Linked DNA regions of Homo sapiens: region 1 is linked to region 2. The links are chromatin loops, found by intact Hi-C in ENCODE. Cell type or tissue: sigmoid colon. All regions are shown on one strand. Each heading gives the region's core, and the rest is flanking DNA. Links, peaks and the distances in the headings are about the cores only. Region 1 has its middle 100 kb from the start of BTC. Region 2 holds the start of BTC (betacellulin).

The links. A loop is a pair of places that touch in the nucleus more often than their neighbours do. Peaks named below come from ENCODE experiments on the same cell type or tissue, not always from the same donor. Only the 100,000 strongest peaks of a DNase experiment are listed, where the experiment ranks them.
Region 1: a loop joins it to region 2, with 6 times the contacts of the local background. A loop is called at or near these places in 9 of 110 quality-filtered maps.

What each region holds. Positions count from the first base shown.
Region 1 is chr4:74,690,674-74,696,059 of GRCh38, forward strand. No RefSeq gene overlaps it. Among named protein-coding and RNA genes, the nearest start is that of BTC, 100 kb to the right of the region's middle. In sigmoid colon, for the core only: no CTCF peak of the experiment used is centred there; a DNase peak (open chromatin) is centred at 2,408.
Region 2 is chr4:74,791,025-74,796,356 of GRCh38, forward strand. BTC (betacellulin) reads right to left here and starts at 3,499. Exons shown (of 6, transcript NM_001729.4): 1 at 3,238-3,499. The coding sequence starts at 3,301. In sigmoid colon, for the core only: CTCF peaks have their summits at 2,884 and 3,702; DNase peaks (open chromatin) are centred at 3,047 and 3,597; H3K4me3 peaks cover 2,751 bases; H3K27ac peaks cover 623 bases.

The sequences.
Region 1 (5,386 bases), core at 268-5,267, 100 kb before region 2:
TGCTCAAAGTATCCAGATTTGATCATGGGGAACTCTTTCAGTTGCCTTCTATGTCCTTTTGACATATCCTTATCTTTGTGAGTTTTTTTTTAGCACTTTTTTAGTTTCTGGCATTACAAGATGCTCCAGACTCATCTTGTATATTTGTATTTTCTGCCCCAGTCCTAGTATCAGCCATTTCTCCAAGGATCCCTGGTTTATTTTACTGAAGAATGAAGAAACCAAAATCTGGATACTGAGTATGCTCATTGTTACTGTGTTGTTGTTGCTTCAAGACCCTCTCAGTTCAGACATCAAGGTAATATATGCATGTATACTAACCCATGTATATTCACATATCTACAAATATTTCTATATGTATCCACCTGGATCAATATTAATCTAAACAAAAGTTCATATCAACCCCTCCAACTCTAATCCATCACTATATGGATCATTCCAGCCTTCTTCCTGGCATGTCTATAATCTTTTATTGCAACACTGAAAATTTGCACCTTCTGGGAATTTTTTTCTAATAGATTTAGTAATAATTTTGATTGCCTACTTACGTGCCTACTATTGCCTACTATCTGCTCTAGGTAAAATGGATAGAGAAGTAAAAAAACAGACAAAATTTATGCCCTTGTGGAGTTTATGTTCTATTAGTCAATTCAAGTAAATGCAAATCCTCTCAACAGAAACATCTTCAGACCAGGCCTCATATTCTGTATCTCTTACTTACTTTTTAGCTCCATGATATATTTTAAAAGATTACTTTTTATATGATTCCACTATAGTTTCCAGCAAGAGAGTTGTTCAGAGTCTCCGATCTTCTGTATGGCCACAAATGGAACTCAGCAAATTGTTAAAAAGTGAATTCCTTTCCAAGCTCATTTTATGAAATAATTCCTGGGTTTTCATATCAACACTGCACACATATTTAAATGTATTTACCACCTAGCCTGATTTATGAACTCTTGTGCTTTTTCTTTTCTCACTTCTATGTGTGTGACCTTTCCACTTCCCTGTTGAAGGCATTCACAGTGCCTAAAATTGCACGTTGGAGCAAAAATAAGAAGAAAGAGTCTGTGTATGGAAGAAGGGAGGAATGTGTAGGTTTATGCTAAGACTCTTTTGGTAATCAAAAGGGAAGGTCTTTAGGAAACTCAGAGATTATGCTATGACAAGGGAAAGGACCAATCCACCTTGCCCTCTCTGTCCTCTTAACCCTGAAGCCCTGTTGCCTTAGTGAGGACAGGAGAGATGCCTGGGTGGTAGGGGAGATGTAAGGGAATCATTTGGAGAGGAGCAGAGGCAGCACCAGGAAGCCCCCCTGCTGGCAGCTCAGGACATGAGATCTGTGGAGACCAAGCACCTGCAGACTTCTGGTTCCTCAGGAAAGAACGAAACCTGTTTTCTCCTTGCCTTGTGGTATGAGCCTGCCCTGGTCAGTTGCCTACATGATGCCTGTGCATTATCCAGCAGAACCCAAGACTTTGTTGAAGTTTATTCAAACTACCCTATATGGATACCATCATCCTGTTTTCAACAGCACATGAAACATGAAGCAAAACAAAGGTTGGGGCCCTCGATACCTAAATAAATTGTAGGAGTGTAAGAATGAAAGCCCAGCATAAGTACCCAAGTGGAACTGGACATATACATATATATGCTACATATATGTTACATGTGCATGCATACATACACAAGCACACTCTCATGAACACATACACCTTCTTTATTTAGACATAGAGTAGAGATACATACCATTTGTTCATTGGTATTCACTAAGGATTTGCTGCAGGACTCCCCAAGGATACCAAAATCTACAGATGTTCAAGTCCTTTATGTAAAGTAGTGTAGTATTTGTGTATAACCTACACACATCCTCTCACACACTTTAAAGCATCTCTAGATTACCTATAATACCTACTACAATGTAAATGCTACATAAAGAGTTGTTACAGCATATTATTTAGGGAATAATGGCAAGAAAAATTCTGTACATGTTTAGTACAGACTCAACCATCTATTTTATGGTCAATATTTTCCATCCATGGTTGGTTGAATCCATGCAGAACCCACAGATATGAAGGGATGACTGCATATTCATTTTTTTCTTTATTTTAAGCAAGGAAACTTTAAAACAATATTGCAGCCATTTATTATTTGGATGAGGGTAGGGATGGACCTGGCAGCTGGAAGCTAATGTTCTTTCTATACTACACTCTGATCCTAAAAAGTCCTGTGGCAGGGACTTCCCAAGATGGACAAAAATCCACATCCTTTAGAAACACATTTAACTAAATTACTTATAATTGTAGTCTTTAAGGCTGAGTCTTACAATAGACTACACACCAAACCTTTTAAGGACTAGGAAGGCTCCTGGCAACAGTGAGGCCCACTGCACCAGATGCCAGGATTCAGGCAGCAAACCCGGTCGTGGGGCCAGGAGCAGCTGCTGTAGCAGCCAATTAAAATGGATTCTCCTGAAGAAAAGAACTTTCACGGGAGAGATGGGAACTTCATGAGCAATAAAAGCAAACCCCGTGGCTGTTTCTACTTTTGTTAACCATGGGCTAAAAATACCAAATGAACATCAACAAACCCACACACTTCATCCATCTCTGTCCTCAGAGGAATGCCAGCAAATCTGCCTCCCTTCCAGGGAAATGTCTGACCAGAGAAGGCAGAACTTCAGAGAGCCAAGAGGAGGAAGAAGAAACTTGGAAATCAGCTGTGGACAAAGCTTTTCCACAGAGAAAAGATTTCACCAAGAATTATTATAAAATGAGTTTTTAGGCATTAATCTACTAACACTTATGAAATATGAGTATTTGAAAAGGAGTGTCTGGAGCACCTCTCCATCAAAAATAGAAGAAAATTTGTGAGCAATTTTGGAAGCATTTTACATCCACATCTTACCACTCGCCACGTGAAACAATTACTTTTTTGGGCACTCACAAACTACATATAGCGAGAGATAGTAGGAGCTTCACAAGAGTTGGAGTACCTAAGAGACTCCAAAGACACAGTAGGCAAATGCTAGTCATCCATCCTTAAGATGTTTTTCAGTGTTTACAACATGCAGTGCATTCCTTCAGTAACTATCTGTATTGTTCTTTCCTGCTCCAAAAGGGAGGCCTTAACATAAACAGCTGATGATAATACTAACAAATGAGCCCAGTAACAGACATTTATCCCCAGTGTAATCTAAGAGCAGAAGGTGTAATTAATTCTGCAGGGGGCAGAATTTGGAGAGGAGGTGTCAGGTAAAGCTTCCTTGTAAACATTGGTTTCTTTTGCAGAAAAATCCAGGGCTCTTTATTTCTGCCTGATATGAAACTCTTGACGAATTGTCCTCACCTTTTATATATCCAGCTTATGTCTTGTTTTGTTAATTCCCATATACACCAGGCTACTTACCTTCCCGATTTAATAGATAAGCACCATGAATGTTCTCAACCCATCAAGGCTCAGCTTATTTAACCATTACCCCCTTCCCAGGACTATTCCTGTGATTAAACCAAATGTGAGCATTAGTAAATACTCCTACATTGTATTTAAAGACGTATCCCAGTGTCAGGGATGCACATGGCTGCCAAGCACTTCACCCTGTGAGAATTGCCTTTTTTAACATATAAACAAAGGAAAAAATATCTCCTTAGTATGTATAATGGAAAGTCCAGTGTCTCCAAAGATTGGAGGGCAAAGGGAGATTATGGTGGTTTTTTGCCATGCATCTCCTGCCAAATTTTTTACCTCCACCTCTGGTATCCCAGGTCTTGTTCACCCTGGCCCTTTCCCTCACTGTGCCCATTCACAGTGGACATTTCCCTGCTTCTTAAACTTCCTAAAATAGTCACCCAAAGTGTGACTACAAAAGGAAGTTATATCTCAGTGCAGCAAGGCAATCAGCCTAAAATCCACATTAATTCTCCTGGTTCTTAAAATTTTCTCCTGCATTCCCACAACTAGAAACAACTCCTCCTCCTCCTCTTTCTCTTCCTTCATGTTTCACTGTTTCCTAAGGGTCTGATGCTTGTGCTATTCTGGGGCCTTTTAAAAGACAAACAAGTACAAAATTATAAATATAATATTAGATACAGGGCCTTGGGAGGGGCTCATGCAAATGAGGTGCCCCAAAGCCTAGACTTCATTAGCTTTATTAGCTCCTTGTTCATTTCTCTATTTCTCTTTCACTATCTTCCTTCCTTTCATGGCTGCCAGCCACCTCAACACTTCAATTTGCAGTGTTTTTCTTATAAGAACATCAAGTTTCACAACCCGAAGATGTTAGAATGTATTTTGCTAAATAAAATAATGTTTTCTCCCAATATTTTAAAGCCTATAGCTTTTAAATGAGCATGCTTTATTTCCATTATACTTAGCATTAAGAATTCTAAGCTCTGGATTCTTCTCTCCATCTTAGAAGACCACAGTTCTTCATTATGTATACCCATCACCATCGCCCCAGCTAAGTCAGATCAATTTTATATTTAATCTAGAATACAGCTGCCTTAGATTGAAGGAGACAGGATGTATCACTAGCTGTTATTGGCAGTTTAACAGTTTCTGCTCCTGAGTGCAAATAAATTGACTGACAATAAATGTATGTTCCAGTATTTAGTTGAACAGAAAGGAGAGTTTATAGAAAAGAGGCCTAACCCACTAGATGGGAAATAGAAAAAAAAAAATCAGTTTGAGGTGAGATATCATGACCTAATTAGTCAATTCTAAAACTATTTCTCAATATCCTGTGTTTTGCTTCAGATGGTAGAGGTCACCCATCTTATTTACATATACTCACTACTACCATCCCAGCCAAAGCATATCAATTTTAGATTTCTCTGAGAATACAGGTCTCCTGGACTGGAGCTAACTGTTCCCATATATGGGATCTGTCAATAAGGAAATATGGTAAGGAGAATCCTAGGGAAATCTATATACACAGAGGCAGGTAAATTGCCCCCAGCAAGGCCAGACCTCATAAAATCTTATGAAAGGGGTTCCCTGATCTACACCTTCTTGATAATGATATAATAAACAGCAATAAAAACTCAGTTATAGATTATTAAGAACTTTTATTTCCTGCTAAATATTTTATATAATACTCGCCATTCTTGTACCAATTCTGAGAAGAGAGAAGTTACTATTCTTCATTGTATAGGTAAGGAGACGGCAATTTGGGGAAGTTAAATAAGTCTTCCAAAGTCATATCTCTGATAAGTGAAGAGCACAGAATTCAAATTCTATGTCTGTTTCATCTGAAAACTACATAATACTTTGGTTAAAACATATGAAATTACCATTTTTGTAGATCAAAGGTAGTCAGATATTGGCAATTTCACATGGTACAACCTAACACATTATCAACTCTCAGCTTAAAAAGTCTGTTAAAAGTCTG
Region 2 (5,332 bases), core at 1-5,000:
CTGGAGTGTCCTATCTCTCCCTAGACAGGACATTCTGCACTTGAATGTCCTATCTCTCCCTACCTAATTCAGCAACAAATATTTATCTGCTACGATCTCTTGAGACCAGGAGTTTAAGACCAGCCTGGCCAACATGCCAAAACCCCGTCTCTTCAAAAAATACAATAATTAGCTGGGCGTGGTGGCGAGTGCCTGTTGTCCCAGCTACTCGAGAGGCTGAGACAGGAGAGTCACTTGAGCCCTGGAGGCGGAGGTTGCAGTGAGCTGAGATCATGCCACTGTAACTGAGCCTGAGCGAAAGAGTGAGACTGTCTCAAAAAAAGAAAAAAGAAAAAGAAAAAGAAAAAGAAAATACAGTAGAGAAATACGAGCCCATTTTGGAAAATCTCATTTTTTGAGAAAGTAAGATTAAATGGCTCAGGATTTCTACTGACTTAGAAAATGCCTTTAAACAGTTTTAGAAAATTAAACCAAATTAATGCATATAAAGAATATCGATAACACATAAACGTGTAATTTATATTTATATTAAATGTATTTGTACCATATAATCTGCTTATGGTATACCTTCTTTTTATATCTCCAACCCCACTTCTGTCTTTATAAAATTTCTCAAAGAAAGTAGTACCTAATTTGCATATGTTAGAATGGAAATTATCCTGTAAAGATGCATCTACTAAATGCCAGATGTATTTAAGGAGCATCTACATTTGTAATAGACATAAGCCATTTCTAATTTAAATCACATGTTATTTTGTTTACTTTTTGAAAAGAATGTGACATGGAAAGGGCATCACCATCTAATGAAACCTCTTCATTTTACAAATTAGAAAAACAATGCCCAGAAAGTTGTAACTTACAGACATCTCGGAGTCATGAAGTGGTAGAGCTGGAACCAGGGCTCATGTCTGCTCAATGCCCACTCTCATCGCATTTCCACCATCTCACACACACACACACACACACACACACACACACACACAAACACTAGTGTCTCATGCATCTTATTGCTCACATTCTTTTCAAAAAGTAAATAGAACAACATGTGACATAATTTAGGAAGGGGACTTAAAAGTAAAGTGTGTATGACAGAAATAGGGCCACTTAATGGAAACAGCGATGCCAACAAATTACGTTCCTTAGCATTTTGCAAGAAATAGAGCTTTAAGGGGATCTAGAGACCAAATTCAATTTCCCAAGCCAATCATTTAACAGGGCGGTTGTACATTTAGGTTACCCTGAGTGTACAATAGCACTGGATTCGAGTTTTGCTTTTTGATTTTCATTTCTGTCTTTTGACAAGTTTTGTGATAGTAAAGGGGAAAGAATGTCCATCGACTTTCAATAGTCATTTCTACTATGACACCTCTGCTAAAACATCACCCTAATTTAGGCCCCAAGTAGCTCATGCCCAGATTATACCTACGAGACAATCAGGTCCTCTGGCCCACAGGCGCCCCCCCTTCCTATACTGCACCTCACTGACAGATTTATCACCTTTAAACCATTGTTTGCATCATATCACTCCCAGTCAAGCCCTGTGATGGTGTGTGTTTAATAGCTTATTGATTCTGTTCCAAATATTCTAATCTGGCTTTTTCAGTTCTTCATAATCTGTCTGCCTCTCAGAAATTCTACTCTTTCCAGTAAAGCATGCTCATTCGCATCGCCAACCCTTTACTAAATGCTTTTTCCCTTGTCTCTGTTCCCTCTTTCCTCTCTACTATTGCAAACTCTACCCAAGCCTCAAGGCACGCATTCGTGTCCTCCATTCAGCCTTTCCCCACTATTCCAGCCCCCGCTGTTGAGCTCTTTCTCCCTTTTCTGATTCCGTGAATTTTTCCACAGGTTACCCTGCTGGGCTTGCATATCCAAATTCAGTGCAAGTTCTAGGGCAGGAATCATGTTTTATTTTAGGAATCTCATGAGCCCTTTCCCCACCTCCATTGCTACATACCTCAGCACCTTGCTGACTACGACAGATTCTCAGGGAATACTTTGACTGTTGGATAGTTTAGACACGGTGGAGGAAGAGAATGTCAGCTACTTGCAAGCAATGCTGGCAAAAGCATCAGTACTATTTCTAGGGTTAAGTCTCAACCCCATTGCTCTTCTTCATGAATGTACACATTCACTCTACCACTAAATTGTTACTGACTCCTTCCTCTTCAGCGTTTGTTAAATAAGTTTATTTTCTCTAACCTTGGTCCTAAGTCTGATCCACCTCCAAGCAAGTTCACTGTACCTTTTTAGCCACCTCTCTTACTCCAAGGACACAGTCAAATGAAAGTTTTCATTTAGGCTCCCCCTCTCTTTCCTCAATAAGAGGAATTCCCATTCTTTTTCATTTGTGGTGTCCCCTTCCCAGGCTTGAAGGTAGGAGTGATATCGTGGTGACACTTCAGCTGTGGAGACTCTCCTCCTACCACATAAATGCTCCAAACCCAGATGTGTCTACAGCCCAGCTAAGATTAGAAAATGTTACTGGTTTCCCTTCCCTTCTCTGCCCCGCAAAATGACCATGATGCAGAGAGCAAGCTTTGAAGAGTTGGGATTTTTTCCTACTTAGAAGCCTTCTCACTACCTTCCCTCGGTGGAGGGGAAGGGGAAGCCTGCTTCCAGCCACATCTGAAGTTCCAGCTCTGCTTTGTGAGTTCTGACTCCTAAGGAGGCAGGAGAGACCCTCTGGAGGGCTCTAGGCATCCTGCTACTCCTCCTCCCGCTGGCACTCTTCCCTAACGCCAGGTGATCACACCTTCAGTCAAAGAGTTCCCGTTCTTCTGCCTCCTGCAGGATATGCTTCTTGGTCTATACTACCACGTGAGCTTCTTTAGTGGGTTTCCCTGCTCGCCCCTGCCCCCACCCCCCGACCCTCACTTGCGAGCACAGCGCCTCACCCCGGTGGACAGCCCGCCGGCGCCGCCAGGCCCTCTGCTGTGCGCACAAGTCAGCAGCTGGCGGCCTGCTCGCAGCACTGGCAGCGAGGACCTCGGAATCGCTTCCGCCCTCGGGCCTTCTCACGCGTCTAGGGACTGCCTCCAGCAGGTGCAGCCCCAGGTGCCCAATTGCCAGATCTTTAACCTCGCGCTCTCCCAGCCTTCAAAGTTCTCCAACCCGCGCCTGCCAGCCCCAGCGCGCCCTCTTGTCCAGATGCCAGCTCGGTTCAGGGTTCGCCCTCCCCGCGACTCCAGCCCCAGACTTTCCTCCTGGTTTCCAGTGCCCAGCACGGCCACTTACCCAGGGCAAGGGCCAGGAGCAGTGGCAGGGAGCTGGCGCCGCTGCACCGGGCGGCCCGGTCCATCAACCCCGCTCTGCCGGGCCGGGCAGCCCCTAGACAAGTCTCCCTCCTTCTTCGCCCCCTTCCCGGGCCTCGGGCGCCTGAGAGGGTGCCTGGAAACTAATCCCGGAGGCAGAAGGAAACGAAACTACTTCCCAGGCTGGCACCCTGGCTACAAGGCAGGGAAACACCCAGGGCGGGAGGCCGGCCGGCTCCGTGAATGTCGCCGGGAGGAGGGAGCCTCCTATTTATCCCCCCTCCTCCTGCACACACCCCGCCAAAGAGGCGCAGGACTTGGTCCTGGGAGCCTCCACGCTGCTCCCACCCAAATTGCCCCACACCCATACCCACACCCAGGGACATATTCGGGCTGCCCTCGGACCAGCTCACCACTCCCCCTGCTGGGTCTCACCTGACTGACTGTTCATTTCCCTACCCCCTAGGGCGTAAACAAGGTAGGGAGGGAGATGTAAAGAATCCGCGTGGAGGGGTGTCGGGGGTTCCGGTCGGGCCTGCAGGCTGACCTAAACTCCTGGAAGCCACCGAGGAAGAGTCAGAGACCCAAACGTGTTCTGGAATTCTAACTTCCTTTATTTCAGAGGATTGCTAGTGTCATGGAGAAACCAGACTCACCATTCATTGTGGTTGACTTCAGGCATTTGATAATGCAGGCAATTTCAAAAGAGTCATTGTTGCCTTTTAAAGTCTTGAAGCCATAGCGAAACCTCGTCTCTACAAAAAATACAAAAGTAAATTAATAGCCGGGTATGGTGGTGTGCACCTGCAGTCCCATCCATTCCCTGAGGCTGAGGTGGGGAGGATCGCTTAAGCTTGGGAGATGGAGCCTTCAATGAGCCTAGATCGAGCCACTTCACTCCAGCCAAGGCGCAAGAGTGAGACACTGTTTCAAAACAACGACAACAACAACAACAACATCAGCAACAAAAAAAAAAAAAAAAAAAAAGAAAAGAAATGAAAAAAGTCTTCAAGCTAGTGTCTTAGTTTCTGGGTGCATTGTCTTCTAATAATTCATAAAATTGGGGCTCACCAGGACCTACTTTAGAAATTTCATTTGTATTTCTGTTTATGAATTTACTCATGTATTCAGTATATTTTCATTTACTTGCATTAAGCAATTTCTGGAACAGAAAGACATCCTCACAGCTTTTAGAGAAAGCAAGCAGCATCCAATTTTACCTTATGTGGTTATATATTGCCTCCAAGATAACCAAAAGATACAGCTGCTTTTGTACTGGTCTGTGTTCCTCATATAAGATTTATGTGGATAATTATGCCCCTCAGTACAGAAATTTTATTTCTATAGCATCCAAAAGTCATGTAAGCCTTATTTTACATATGAAATGTAGTTTGGGTGTCTGCCTCTTCCTCCTCATCCTACTGTTTAAGTTAAGTAAATTGTTGTGCACTTGTCTCCCACGAATAACATTTCATTTCAAAACTAAATTATTTTACTGCCCCAGGCAACTGATATATCCGGTGGAATAAAAATCAGCTCTTAATTTTCAGAATCCCATTCTAGTCCCACATGACAGCTCATAAAACATTGGTAGAGAGGGCAGGCATGAAGTTTAAAGAAACCCAAAGTTGTAAGATGGAAGGTTACTGCACCCCAGCTAAAAAGAGCAGAAACACTGGAAGCCAATGGATTTTGACATCATCTCCCTCCCTCTCAACACTTCCACCCTGCATTTTTCTTTTCTGATATTCTCTCCATCTCTCAGCACCAGTGCCCTAAGTTAAAGTATCTCTTACTCCAAGATGGCATTTAGCCTAGCCAACAGCTGTCCTGTTAGCCCCAACAGAATGCTACAATTTTGTTTTCCTTTTTCGTAGATACTAATAAAAAAAAAAAAAAGCGAGACCTAAACAAAAAGTACTAAATGTTTGTTGAGCATTGGAAAATTCCAGGACTTGGTGTAAGTATTCATCATTTATGCCATTCAAGTGGTAAATTAACTTTTTCAGGCCACTAGAATATGAAGTAGTATAATTTAATATACTAAATAGGACAGATAAATTAATAACCTTCCTTGA